Linked DNA regions of Mus musculus: region 1 is linked to region 2. A link is a loop called in an ENCODE intact Hi-C map of the cell type or tissue named here. Cell type or tissue: heart. All regions are shown on one strand.

Region 1 (2,500 bases), 280 kb before region 2:
AGAAACCACATGGTGGCTCAAAACCATCTGTAATGGGATCTGATGCCCTCTTCTGGTGTGTCTGAAGTGTACTCATATACATAAAATAATAAGTCTTAAAAAAGAAAAAAAAAGAAAACAAAGAACGAATAACTATCAAAATCATTAAGCCAAGCACTTGCCTATAATCCTAGTACTCTGGAGACATTAAAAGAATGTTCTCCTACAAGTTTCCAGCCTGCTTCAGGCCAACAATGGCTAAGATTGCAACATAACATAAGCAAGATCCTGTCTCAAAAAGACAAAAGCCTAGATCATGAAAAAGGAGAGACCTCAGAGAACAAAGGTAACTAATATGACATAAACAGAGCATGGTAATCTGGATTGAATCTTAGGCCAGAAAAAGAACATTAGTGGAAACAGTAATGAATCAGAATTTAAAATTTTTCAATTATAAAATAAAAATAAAAAAAACAGCCAGGTGGTGGAGACTCACACCTTTAATCCTAGCACTTGGGAAGCTCCGAATTTGAGGCCAATCTGGTGGTCTACAAAGCAACTTTCAGGATGGTAAGGGCTACACAGAAAAACCTTGTTTTGAAAAACCAAAAGGAAACAAACAAACAAACAAAACCCACCAAACCAAACAAAAACAGCACAGCACACTTGTAATCCCAACACTAGGGAGACCAAAGGATTGCTGTGGCTTCTTGTCTGCCAATCTGGCCAAATCAGTCCTTTTCTTTACATGAAACTAAATACAACTTTGACACTAAGTCTCTGGAACTGAGACTGACTTTTTCAAAATACTTACTAGCATCCAGGAATTATACACTGGATTTTAGTATGGCATTTCATATCTATCTTGGTCATACTCACATGGCCCTCTCTCCTGCTCCTAAGGGTCACTGATCCCCTTCAACTAATCCTCCCTCTACTCCCATGGGGGGCGGGGTGGCGAGGAGGGATGGCAATGAATTCCATTAGGGTTGTTTACAGGAGCACAGGCACCTTGCCAGTGGCTACTCCACTGAGGAAAATGTATCTTCCTCCTGCAAATGTCCCTGAGTATTCTTAGAGAAGGCTGTGTTGGAGAACCCTTGATAATCCATGACAGGAAGTCAATGGTTCGAATTGTGGGAAGGTTCAAATTGTGGGAAGGTCTTGCATAGTGTTCATGGCTGCTTCAGTTCAATGGCTTGCTTCCATGATTTTTCACTCTCAGAAAGACTTCACAACTTCTAAGGTCCCAATAAAAACATCCAATAGACAAGAAAGAGAAAAGCAAGACAGATACACTTAACTTAAAACACTTAGGAAAAAGACCAACCTACAGTATTTAAGAGGTCAATGGGGGTGGGGGGGCTGGAGAGATGGCTCAGTGGTTAAGAGCACTGACTGCTCTTCCAGAGGTCCAGAGTTCAATTCCCAGCAACCACATAGTGGCTCACAACCATCTGTGATGAGATCCGATGCCCTCTAGTGGTGTGTCTGAAGACAGCTACAGTGTACTCATATACATTAAATAAATAAATCTAAAAAAAAAAAAAAAAAAAAAAAGAGGTCAAAGGCCACTTAAACCTAACTATAGATTTCATATTCTGTGGCTGCTGCCGTCTCTACATTTTAAGACTTAGAACTGGAGTTTACAATTTGGCCTCAGCCACAGACATGCATACACCAATAGACATAAGATAAAACTAACCCTTTTTAAATGTGTGTGTGTGTAATAAAAACTTCTCCATGAATATTTAAAGTAGATGTTTATCTAAATGTTATCTGGCTTAAATTTTAAAATTTTAGGGTTGAGGGGACGCACTTGGAGGTCATAAATTCAATCCCTGTTGGCACGAAAAGCAGAGTTTTTTTGTTTGTTTGTTTGTTTGTTTCCCTTAAATTATATTCTAGGGATGCTGAAGAGATAGCCCAGGATTTAAGAGCACTAGATGCAGAATGTTCCAGAGGATCCAGGTTCAATTCCCTTAATTCCAGATCCAGGGGATTCAACTCCCTTTTCTACCTTTCTCTAACACTAGGCATCCATTAGGTGCAGACAAATATGAGGGAAAAGCACCATAAACATAAATACTAATTTTTTAAAAATTAATATTATAGTACCAAAGCACCAATTTCAGCCCCAACTTCTACAGGAAAACAAGAATAGGCTAACCACTCCCTTCTCCTTAAAAGGCAAAGGGAGCAATTTACCAATGTCTCTTACCAAGAAAATCCAATGTGAAATTCAGACAGAGTAATAAAAAGTAAGTAACGCCTAAAATAGCTCACATAACGGCACTCAGGTTTTGTTTTCTCTCCCTTCCTTCTACTCTTTTTTTCTCTGAGAAAAGTCTTATCAGCCAGACTGCCCTGCAACCAAGACTGGCTTTAAACTCCTGACTCTCCTGGGTACTGAAATTTGCAGCCTGAACATTTTGTAAAGACTCCAAGCAGCTGCCTGTCAACCTGACAATTATAGATAGTGATGCTCTAAACACTTAAAAATCACATTCTACACAGTAAG
Region 2 (2,500 bases):
TGGCTAAGTACCCGCTGGGGCCCACGGGCAGCCCCGCCCCCAGCTCCCCGAGAGGGAAACGCCTCGAACACTACTAGAGCGGAGATCCAAACCTAAGTGCGACTTAGGCGGGAAGCAGCTGCCACTTGGCCCAGAGACGGTGACAAGCCCGGGTCTCCCCGAGGGGCGAGCACAAGCACCTCTGACTAAGCACCGAGAGCTTTGTTCCCCTCGGGCCTGCGGGCCGGGCACACGCACGGGCACGCGCTCTCCCTCACATACATGCCAGGAGCGCGCTTCCCCGCACGCTCTCCCGCCCTCGCTGCACACGCTTCGGATCCGCCCCCAGTGCTGCCCCGACACCGCGGGGCGCGTGTGCCGGCCCACACGCGCGTGCACACACTCACGCGCGCCGGGACTCGGCAGGCTGCTCCCGCGCTCTGGCCGCTGCGAGGACCCGGGCGCACTGACCCTGTGCCGAGCCCGACTGGCCCTCCCCCAACTCCTCCGTGTTTTTATGAATGAAAATGTGGTATGCAAATGAGAGCGATTCAAGAAAACGAAATGGCGGAGCCCGGGCCCCAGAGGGCTCCGGAGAGGGCTATGGGAGGGCAGCAGTGCCAGGAGTCACAAAGTCACCATGCACACAGACCCATCGACCCCGGGATGCCCCGCGTGGAGGGCGTCAGAGCTTCCGCTCCCGCAGCCCGAGGACCGCCCCGAGGTCATTTGCGCGCCCTTGGCCCGGGCTGCGACCTGGACTTGCAGACCCCAGGCGGTTTCTGCCGTCTCCCCCAGCCAAGTCAAGAGCCTCGCGCATAGCCCCGACAGCTCAGCCAGCGGCTGCACCCCAGGCCAAGTTCCTCCGACGAGTCCCCTCCTGCGTCCTTGGCGGCGGCCCCCACACCACCCCTCCGGGCACCCGCGTCCCACCCGCGGCTAACTTACTCGTCCGGGTGTGTTTCTTCGGTCATTTTCTTGTTCACCTAGACGCCTGTCCCGCGGCATGCAGCCTGGCTCCCTTCATCTTCCTGTGCGCTCGCCCCCCTTCTTCACATCTCCGACATCTCCTGATTTGGTGGTGGAGGGGGGGAGCTAGAGATGAAGGGGGCGCCGAGGCAGGCGGGGAAATGGAGAGCCCCGAGATCAGGGCGAGGTCTGGGAAGGGGCACACCAGGCAGCGGACGCCGTGGGCCGGCCGGGCACGGCCCCGGGGCTCTGAGGGGGTGCAGAGGCGAGATTTGGGAAGGGGACCCGGAGGGGGAGAGCAGCAGAAAAACAAGCACGCTCCGGGCGGCGGGCGGGCAGTCGGCTGCGCTGGGGCCGGGCCGGGGTCGCCCCCGGGGACCGGGCCAATCAGGGTTCCGGGTAGTGCTCGGCGGCCGGGGGAGATGCGCCTGGGAGGCGGTGCAGGGCGCCCCGTCCGAGCCCCATCTCGCCACTCCACCGATTTACTCCATATTGGATTCTCAGCGCCGCCAACAGGAGGAGGAAGTAGGGCGGAAGCGATGACGTCTTCCCAGCGGCCAGAGGTGGTGGAGTGCAAAAAGCTTCCTACTTGCGACCAAAATAAAAGAGAGAGAGGAGAGAGAGAGGAAAAAAACACACTCACAAAACACTTTGTCCCGCCTACTGAGCGTGCCCCTCTTCTACTCCCCCTCCCGCTAGCTTCCAGTCAGGGAGGAGCCTCGGAACAGCATGGTTGGCACTGCGTTTGTCAGGATCCGAATCCTTGTCTCCGGTGCTCCGGGTTTTAGGAAGCCCAAGAGGGAGGAGGCGGGAGCCGAAGACAAGAGCACATCTGGCTCCCGTTTTGTCCCTCCCTCCTTCCAAACCTTCGGATTAAAAATCAAGGGGGGAGGTGGCGGAGGGCGGAGATGGGGAGGAGTTTAGATGTTGCCAGAGAGTTTGGGTTTGGAGAAACACTGCGGGGTGGGGGTTGGGGGCAGTGCAGGTGGCCTCCGCTGGCCTCCACACGATGGGATTACTGTCATGCAACACCATGCCCACCTAGAGCGGGCATATTTTTAAAAATATGTACGCAGAAAACAAAAGGCAAACAGCCATAAAACTTTGGCATTGCAGGCAGAGATGAAGTTTAAAGGTAACACCAAAGTAAATTATCCAGTCTGTGAATAACGTTTCTTGTCTCCAGCTCTTAGAAGTCTACTCTTAGTTTACTGGGTCACAGATTACTACCTTTGATGGGGTTTGGCCAAAGAGAGACCCAGGAACTCATTACTCCACCCCCGACCCGTCTTCCCTTCCCTTCCCTTCCCTTCCCTTCCCTTCCCTTCCCTTCCCTTCCCTTCCCTTCCCTTCCCTTCCCTTCCCTTCCCTTTCCTTCCCTTCCCTTCCTTTTTCTCTCTTTCTTTCTTTCTCTCTCTCTCTCTCTCTCTCTCTCTCTCTCCCTCTCTCTCTCCCTCCCTCCCTCCCTCCCTCCCTCCCCCCCCCTCTCTCTCTCTTTCTTTCCTTCCTTCTTTCTTTTTGAATGTGCGGGGGCAGAAGGAGGATGCATCCA

Evidence for each region. Peaks named below come from ENCODE experiments on the same cell type or tissue, not always from the same donor. Only the 100,000 strongest peaks of a DNase experiment are listed, where the experiment ranks them.
Region 1: it touches region 2 in a loop (2.9-fold over the local background); 7 of 42 quality-filtered maps call a loop at or near these places.

What each region holds. Positions count from the first base shown.
Region 1 is chr11:20,206,868-20,209,367 of GRCm38, reverse strand. All of the region lies in intron 1 of Rab1a (RAB1A, member RAS oncogene family), which reads right to left. Among named protein-coding and RNA genes, the nearest start is that of Rab1a, 6.7 kb to the right of the region's middle. In heart, a CTCF peak has its summit at 1,452 (motif pointing left); no DNase peak of the experiment used is centred here.
Region 2 is chr11:19,923,384-19,925,883 of GRCm38, reverse strand. Spred2 (sprouty-related EVH1 domain containing 2) reads right to left here and starts at 1,442. Exons shown (of 6, transcript NM_033523.4): 1 at 928-1,442. The coding sequence starts at 953. In heart, CTCF peaks have their summits at 579 and 1,472; DNase peaks (open chromatin) are centred at 133, 403 and 1,633; H3K4me3 peaks cover 2,500 bases; H3K27ac peaks cover 2,261 bases.